2 separate regions of the Homo sapiens genome follow, and region 1 is linked to region 2. The links are chromatin contacts, found by Hi-C in ENCODE. All regions are on one chromosome and are shown on one strand. Each heading gives the region's core, a stretch centred on a gene start or an enhancer-like site at or near the end of the contact. The rest is flanking DNA. Distances are from core to core; before and after follow the strand shown.

What was found. A loop is a pair of places that touch in the nucleus more often than their neighbours do. Pooled maps may share reads with other maps.
Region 1: a map of endothelial cell of umbilical vein shows a loop between it and region 2 (6-fold over the local background). The contact joins two enhancer-like sites. A Hi-C loop is called at or near these places in 5 of 168 maps with a recorded cell type or tissue (Caco-2, Calu3, PC-9 and 2 more), 6 of 37 single-sample maps with no recorded cell type and 8 of 50 pooled maps.

The regions. Positions count from the first base shown.
Region 1 is chr6:12,600,161-12,604,690 of GRCh38, forward strand. No RefSeq gene overlaps it. Among named protein-coding and RNA genes, the nearest start is that of LINC02530, 17 kb to the left of the region's middle. Within about 2 kb of position 2,396, at least 3 of the 41 ENCODE cell types and tissues checked have a DNase peak (open chromatin) inside an H3K27ac peak, as active enhancers do; they include endothelial cell of umbilical vein, where a contact is called at or near this core.
Region 2 is chr6:12,536,453-12,540,450 of GRCh38, forward strand. No RefSeq gene overlaps it. Among named protein-coding and RNA genes, the nearest start is that of LINC02530, 47 kb to the right of the region's middle. Within about 2 kb of position 2,544, at least 7 of the 41 ENCODE cell types and tissues checked have a DNase peak (open chromatin) inside an H3K27ac peak, as active enhancers do; they include endothelial cell of umbilical vein, where a contact is called at or near this core.

The sequences.
Region 1 (4,530 bases), core at 1,146-3,645, 64 kb after region 2:
GACAACTAAAGAGACAAAAATTCTGGGGACTCCTAGAGGGAGGAGAAGGGGAGGAAGGCAAAGTCTGAGAAACTACCTACTGGGTACTATACTCACTACCTGGGGGACAAGATCATTCATATCTCAAACCTCAGCATCATGCAATGTACCCATGTAACAAACCTGCACATGTACCCCCTGAATCTAAAATAAAAGTGGCAATTATAATTTTAAAAAGAGTTATTTAATGGGGGAGGAGAAAAGCAAGCAACAAACAAAGAACTAAGTAAAGTAGGTATTAGAAGATGGGAAGATGGGAGGTAGTGTGGAGAACAATAAAAAGGGAAGGGGGCCGGGCAATCCTGTGGGTTGTGGTGGATTTCGATTTTAAATATAAAGCTGAGAAAGGACCTCACGGAGAGAGTGACTTTTCAGAAGCACATGAGGAGGTGAGTGAGATGAGGTGAGAACATGAGGATATCTGGAGAAAGAGTAACCCAGGCAGAGAAAACAAAGGCATGGGAGTCTTGAGATGCAAAAGTAACTGTGTTCAGGGAACAGTGCAAAGGCCAGCATGGCTGCATGGCGGAAAATAGTGAGTTAGCAGGGGGCGAGATGTATACAGCCTTGGAGCCTATTGAAAGGATTTGCTTCTCTGAGGGAGATGAGAGCCACTGGAGCATTTGATGCAGAGGAGGAAAATGGTCTAACTTGCATCTTGAAGTATCCCTCTGGTTGCTGTTTTGAGAATAGATTTGTGGGGAGATGCCCAGGTGGAAGCCGTTAGGAGGCAGTTGCAGTAGTGCAGTTAGTGACCCAGACCAGGGAGGTGGCAATGGAAGCAATGAGAAGTAGTCAGACGCTGGATATATGTCACAAATAGAGACCTCACAGGACTTCCTATTGGAATGAATTGGGAGCGTTAGAGAAAGAAAGAAGCCAAGATTGACAGCAAGGTGTTTGTCCTGGCAAGTGGAAGAATGTACTGGCCATTACAACTCCATTGGTGACACTAGCTCAATTTGGGGGGAACTTAAAGCAAATAATTTAACATGATCTCTTTATCTGCCTTTGTTATGTATCTTTCTAAATCATAAAATGGGAATACTCAACTGAGAATTTTTTAAGACCTTAATTGAAAGATGCTATCTAATAAAATTTTTTCTTGTGTCTGTTACATTAAAAGGCTTGTTTGATTCTAATAAAATATCTATGATATAAAACATGTCTACAAGAAAGGTTAACAAGAAAGAAATGATAGAATATTATTACTCAGGTTTTCTAAGTGAAGAAACTGAGGTCCTGAGAAATTGACATGCACAAAGATGCAGTTCTTCAGATTTCTTCTTCAGAGTACTCTCTAGCATAACCATTACCTCTCTGACAACAGTAAGCCCCATCCATGGTACTTTTTATAATGATTTTTCTCCAGAAAGGCTCTTCGTTTTAATAGCTAATGAACCCGTCAACTAGAGAATATTGATTGTTATATAGGACACAATCTATTACCAGGTTTCCTCTTTCTTTTCCTTTAAATCCTGTTTTCCCACCTTTCAAGTTGAAAAGAGTCTCTAATCTAGGACTTTTATTGTTCCTTATATATAAGTTAAAATGTGAAGAATGACTTGAAATGCAAATGCTACTTTAACATCTTTCCAGCAAATACTACTTCTTGTACTAATGCTAGAGAGTGTGAGATAAATAAATTGGAATTCAATTTTTCCTTCTTCTCAACTCTCTCTGTCATTTTAGAACATTGTGAAAGGCAGCAAGCTATGCTAGAAGATAAAGCTTATAACAATTTTTATTTCCTCTGTTGTGGCCCCCCCACCGCCTTCCCCCACCAAAAAATCTTAACTGTTTGTTTTATAGTCTTCTCTGCTCTCAGGGGATTTGAGGTATGCAAAGCTTTGGCTGAGATTGGAAAGAAACAGCTCAGAGGTGGGGACTGCTGCTTAAAATGTTCCTTTGTTTCATTTTTTTTTCCTGTTATTGTATATGAAACTTTGAAACTATCCTGACTTTCCATTCCAAAGGCACAGGCCAGGACAGGTGCCAATCGCAGCGACCATTTGGTGGAGGGGTATACATGATGATTGGTTTTTATGGGGGCTCAGAGTGAAAGCAGAGGGGATCCTCAGAAGGTTTCATTATGAGATTAAGATGTTGGCCTTGTTAGGGTAAACTGTAATCCCCCGTCACCTTTTGGTGAGCGGGATCCTGTGAGAACATTCTACAAGGGAGATCTTCAGGTTTAATACCAACAAGCACAATGCAGGGTCCTAGCAGCCCAAGAACTGAGTGGAAACTCCAGGGCTGGGGATGCTAAACTCCATCTGTGTTGACTTGCTTTGTAACCTGAGGCAAGTGTCTTTAAATTCCCTCAGCCTCCACTTCTTCATCTAAGTCAGGCTTGCCACAGGCAGAGGTATTATGTAAATACATAGATACTATCAATCCTTGGGGAAAAAAAAAAATGCTTTGTTGAGCCAGCAGAGCTCTCTACTGCTTAAAGCAGGGTGTGAATAAGAGCTCCTGGGTCTTTCACCAAATCGCTGAACATGTTCCGAGATGCTGTAGAAAAGGTGCTTTCATGGCTTTAGACACAGTACACAACCGCTGCTCAGATTGAGTAGTATCTTTTTAATGGCAGGGTTGGGAAGGTGTGTTTTATTTTTCTTTTGGATAAGTCACTTGGAAGTGATGGACTTATGGGTCTGCTGGCCTGGCCATTTGACTATGTCGAACAGCAATCCCACCTTTAACTTGTTAGATCCATTTTCCATACTCCCCTCTATTCTCTCTCCCCTCCCAAATACACACACACACACACATACACACACACACACACACACAACTCTGCATTTGCTTGACCTGTAGAGTATGATTTGAGGGATGCCAAAGTGCTTCCTGTTGCCACATATATGCATTCCGAAACTTTTCTCCTGTTACAACACTCAAACCTGTTGTTTAAATAGAAAATAAGAGTCAAGCATACCCCATTGTTGTTAATGGGATCCGATCTGTGTCTACCAGTGTGGGCTCTGGGTTTGAATCTCAGCCTTGTCACTCAGCTTTGTGAATTCTCTGAGCCTTGATTTTATCTTCTGTAAAATGGTAGCAGTAATGGTACAGCCCTCATAGGGTTGCTGTGCAAAGTAAAGATGATAATGATGCAAAATCCTTGGAATATTGCCTGATGCATAATAAACACATAGTAGACACAGCTGCTGAGGTTATTATTGAAATGGTACAGCGGAAAGAAATGGTACGGAGGAAGGTAAATCAGGATGGCGTAATGGGATAGAGCAAACCATAGACTTGTACTAACCATTTATGAGCATTGAAGTTAACTTTTATTCTGCTTCTGCTGATGGCAAAATTTAGGCAGGCTTGCCAGAGCTGCCTTGTCCTGTAAGACAAAGACTAGCCTAACCAGTTCTTGCTAATAACTGGAGTGACCTCTAGTGGTTCTGATTTTTTTCATAGTGGAAAACACAAAACAAACCAGACTCACCCAAACCGTACACTATTTTGCTTGTACACCCAAAATTCAGAAGCTGATTAAATGGACACTAGTCTAGTGTTTAATTGAATTGACTGATTTATTAATAGAAGCCTTATTTCTACCAGACAGTTTCAAGAATCCCTTCCGAGTATGACCACACCCTCACTTCCATTTGGCCTTCTCTCCATTATTACTGAGTTGGGGGAGTAATTTATTAGCATTCAATTAAACTGTATAGATGTATTTAAAACATATATGATGCTTCCCATAGGCAAGACACTGTGCTAGGCAAAAAATAACGTATCAAGATGAAATATGGACAGACCCCTTTGAAAATACTAAAAAAGTACCTACTTTTAAACTGTACTAAAATAGATGTCGACACAAAGAATTACCACCATCTTATGCCTTACGGCATAAGCAACTTTGAAAAAGGCAACTTTGCTTTTTCTGCTGTGGGAAGAAACAGATCCCCTCAGAATAAAACAAAATAAAGCATGCATATCCATTGATACACAAGAGAATTCTCATCCATGGGCTGGGAGGTTTGGCCGAGAGTAGAGCCAGGTAGCAAAGGAGAAATGTACCCTGCTATGGTTTAAAAAAGAAAAATCAACATTAAATAAGGTAAAATTCAAAATTCAAAAATTAATTAAAGAAGTCATTTTAAATGTGTTTATTCTGCAACCATACATCATTTATGTTCTAGGTAATTCTATCTTCAAATAAATGTACTCCTCTTTACAAAAGCAACGCATTAAATATGCAAGTGAAAATGAAAACTTTTTATACCTTTATATAATTTTTATATAAATAAAACCACAAGTTATTTATATTACCAAATTCTATTATACATTGTAGAATATTAGTAAAGTACATATGGCCTATGCATAAAAAATAAGAGTCCCAAAGAAAATACTAGTGTCCTGATATAAGGCCCATACTCTGATTTTTTTTTTTACTTGATGAGTATTTGAGAGTGGAAAATATTTTTAGCTATCCATGCAAAGTGCAATTGTCTCTTATTTTTCCACTTGTACTTC
Region 2 (3,998 bases), core at 1,294-3,793:
TCAATAACCTAGCAGACCAATATTTGTGTGTAGATTAGTGCCTTTCGAGGAGCCATCTGTATCCAGTTTTTGTTTTATTGGTGGTAAGTTTACCTGACATTTTTAGTCACGATATACAGGATGATGCAGAAAATATGCTGATATGGTCACCCAAGAAAAACCGGAAACATGGTAATTTCCAACGTGCTTTCTTTAGGAAGACAGGAAAGAATGTGGTGAGTGTATATTTATGAAGGCTCGTTGTATGCACTATTTAGTTTTTGAGTAAAGACCTTAAAGCTTAACTCTCCAGAAAGCTTCATGCTCTTTCTCTACTCTGTTATTATATCTCTACTCTGCATGATATTAATATTTCCAGATTTTTAACTCTCTGCTTAGCGTTTATCTAAGGTTTATTTTCTGCCTTATATAGTACTGGTAAACTAGTCCCTTGAGGGTTCTTCTTTTCACTTGTTATTCCCATTACCTTTTCATTGCATTTGCAAAAGATATTCCAGGACACATTTTAGGCATTTCCTTGCTAATGTCTTGCTTGAAAATAGCATATTCTCAAAGGAAACCCGTTTTACTTCATGAAGTATAGAGGGGTCATTACCTATTCTGATAGGCTAATTCAGGTTTGGTTGTGTTAAAGTGGCTCACGTGATCAAGGATTTATAGATGCTGATTTACTCTGAATGTTTATCCCTTATTCTTATAGCTGAGGCTGTTTGGCCAGGTCATTTAACAACGCCAAAATGATTGTTTAAAGCAAGACAATGTACTTATGTGGTGGTGTGTGCAATGTAAAGCCCTAACCTAGAAGATTGACACTTAAGACTTGACAGAAACATTCTTTTTGCAGCAAAATAAACAGTTTTTTCTTCTCCTAGATAAGGTAGAGCACTTTTTTATTAATCCATATGGTTTGTTCTCTTGCATAGGAAACCACTAAAGACAACAATTTTCCAGATCTCTTCCTCCAAGTTTTCATTATCAATAAATGCTTGTGATATCAGCTGAGGTTTTTTAGCCCACACATCCGGCTTGTATCTTAATTGCAATAACTTCTTGTCACAAACAGCCAATGTAGTGATGTATGGAAAAAGTGGATTTTTTCCTTGTCCCTCGAGTCTGCCCTAACCCCCACCTTCAGCCCCCTCTGCCTTTCCCCCATTCCCAACCTCACGGAGCCCGGAAAGTCTTTCAGCATTCCTGGAAAGTTACATAAGACACCAGAAGTAGATAACATTGTATGTTTCCAGTTTAAAATGCAGAATGTTTATGCCTGTAAGGAGAGAAGAATGAAAGAATGTCCCTTTCGGAAATCATATCTGAAATGACTGGGGGGCTGACAAGTGCTTCCCTTACAGTAAAAATAATGTTTAAGGACTTGAAGTGTTTTTTACTACCTGGTAAATAGCAAGTTCTTTGTTCCTTAAGTACAAATCCTAAGCACCTAAAAGCCCATATTACAGCCAACTAGGCTGAGCATTCCAAGTTCTTATTTGAGGCAAGGGCAGTAGAAGTGAAATTTTATTTTTTATTTTATGAAAGTATGTATGTATGTATTTATTTATTTTGAGATAGGGTCTCACTCTGTTGCCCAGGATGGTGTACAGTGGTGAGATCACAGCTCACTCTAACCTTGAACTCCTGGCCTCGATTGATCCTACCACCTCAGCCTCCTGAGTAGCTGGGACTACAGGCACATGCCAAAAGACCTGGGTAATTTTGTTTTGTTTTGTTTTGTTTTTGAGACAAAGTCCCGCTCTGTTGCCCAGGCTGGAGTGCAATGGCACGATCTCGGCTCACTGCAACCTCTGCCTCCCAGGTTCAAGCAATTCTCCTGCTTCACGCTCCCGAGTAGCTGGGATTACAGGCACGCACCACCACAACTGGCTAATTTTTGTATTTTTAATTGAGATGGGGTTTCGCCGTGTTGGCCAGGCTGGACTCCAACTCCTGACCTCAGGTGATCTGCCTGCCTCTGCCCCCTAAAGTGCTGGGATTACAGGCATAAGCCATCACACCTGGCTTTTTTTTTTTTTTTTTTTTTTTTGTAGAGACAGGGTCTCACTGGGTGCCCAGGCTGGTCTCAAACTCCTGGCGTCAAGTGACTGTCCTACTTTGGCCTCAAAAAAGCACCGGGATTATGGGTGTGAGCCACTGCCCCCAATTCCCAGTCTTCTTTTAAGGGTATGGAGGGCAAAGGGTTGAGGACGAGAGTCTTGGCATGGCATGAAAGAAAGGCAAGCCAGGTTCCACTGTTCGCTTCTGATTATCCCTCAAATGCCTAAATCACTGCTATGGAGAGTTTGGTCTCCCCAAACCCAGAGTCTCAATCACATAGACTGCTCCCGTTTGGTGTGGGACAAACCTTCTGAGAACAGAAGCCACTGTGCTACAATTTGGAAGAGGAGAGCATTTAGTTAGAAAATGGAAGCACCAAAAACAGAGGTTTGATGTATAAACATATTTGCCCAAATCAACATACCACACAGAATTGGCTCTTCCGTGGCCTCCTGACCTTGCCCTTCCCTTCAGTGAGGTCAGCACGGAGACACGCAGCCCCGTGGCTGGTTCCAACACACTGCAACGGTCTCCAGGGCAACACTGGCTGAAGGTCATTTCGGTGCTGCCCAATTTCCAGGAAGCGGCTGTTCTCTGTGGTCTGGCATCGGGGTGGAAAGTTTAACCTGAGCACAAGGGGAAGGTGGTTGGTTTCTGCAGACTCTGCATTCTTTTCTCTGGTGGGTCAGATTTGTGAGCAAGGATTGGCTCCCACCTAGATAGTAAATATTTTTGAAAGGTCTGTGGAGTGTAGACATGACCTTTGCCCAATGGACTTACCACCCATCTGGATAAGTAGCAACCAAAGGAAGATGCCGAGCATCTCTGCTCCTTTCCTTAGAAGGGGAAGTGACTTGAGAAATGGAATGAATTAACAAGGAATGAAAAACACAAAAGGGTTTAGGGCAGTTTCTTTCCCCTGTCCCTATTGGCCCCTATTCTTATCATTTCTTTGTGATGTTGCTGATTCTAGTTTACTTTTTGAAACGGAATTATGCCACGGGAGGGGTGTAGGTCTGCTGATACTAAAATAAATGCAGGGTTTAGCAATAACTCTCTTCACAGCAATGACTCCTCTTTATTTTAAATATTGTCTCGGCCAGTTCTTTCTTGCGTGTCCTTTTACTTAATATCATTGATGATACTTATTCTCATGGGCACTCATCAAAAGTTGATGGAACCCCTACTAAGCACCAGGCACTGTGCTAAGCCCTGAGACTAGAAAACAGGCAATTACACTACAGTGTGTAAGTGCTATGGAGGTCAAGAGGAAGTAAAGTTACCCAATCTGAGGGACAGCCCAGTGTGATGGCCTTGAAGGGATGATCTTGGGCACCAGGTAACCTGCAAAGATCCTTAACCTGGTACAATCCTTCATCTCTCTCTAATATTTTCTATCGAGGCATTTTATGAATTGCCTCCTGGCTAAAAGTGACTGCATAAGTCACTTTTAAGCGTTTCATGTCTAGAAAAACCTAAGGGTAAAGAGGGCAAAAGATAGCATCACCTTACAAACAGGACCCTATATCCCATGGTCTCCATGCCTCAACATGGTGGCTCACACGAAGAAAGACTCCCACATGAGGACTTCAATTGTAGTTGTTTACCTTCCTAATGAACCAAATAACTGAAGCTGATTAAACTCTTCTTAAGAAATAATCACTCGCTCTAAGAAACTTCCACAGGAAACCTGAACATTTTTATTATACCTGGAAGATCAAAGTAGAATGAAGAGATCTGGGGAGGTGGAAGCTGGTAGTGATGTCTCTCATCCTGGTGATTTACAACAATCACCACATATGTGGCATCTGAATGACAGAAGCTAGAAAGACTCTCAGGAGAATATTTCACACTTAACATTGACAGAGAAGAGCCCCAAATCCAGGGAAACCAGCTGATCTAAGTAAAATCAGCCCCAATAAACAATAGCTCATAGCCCTTCACAA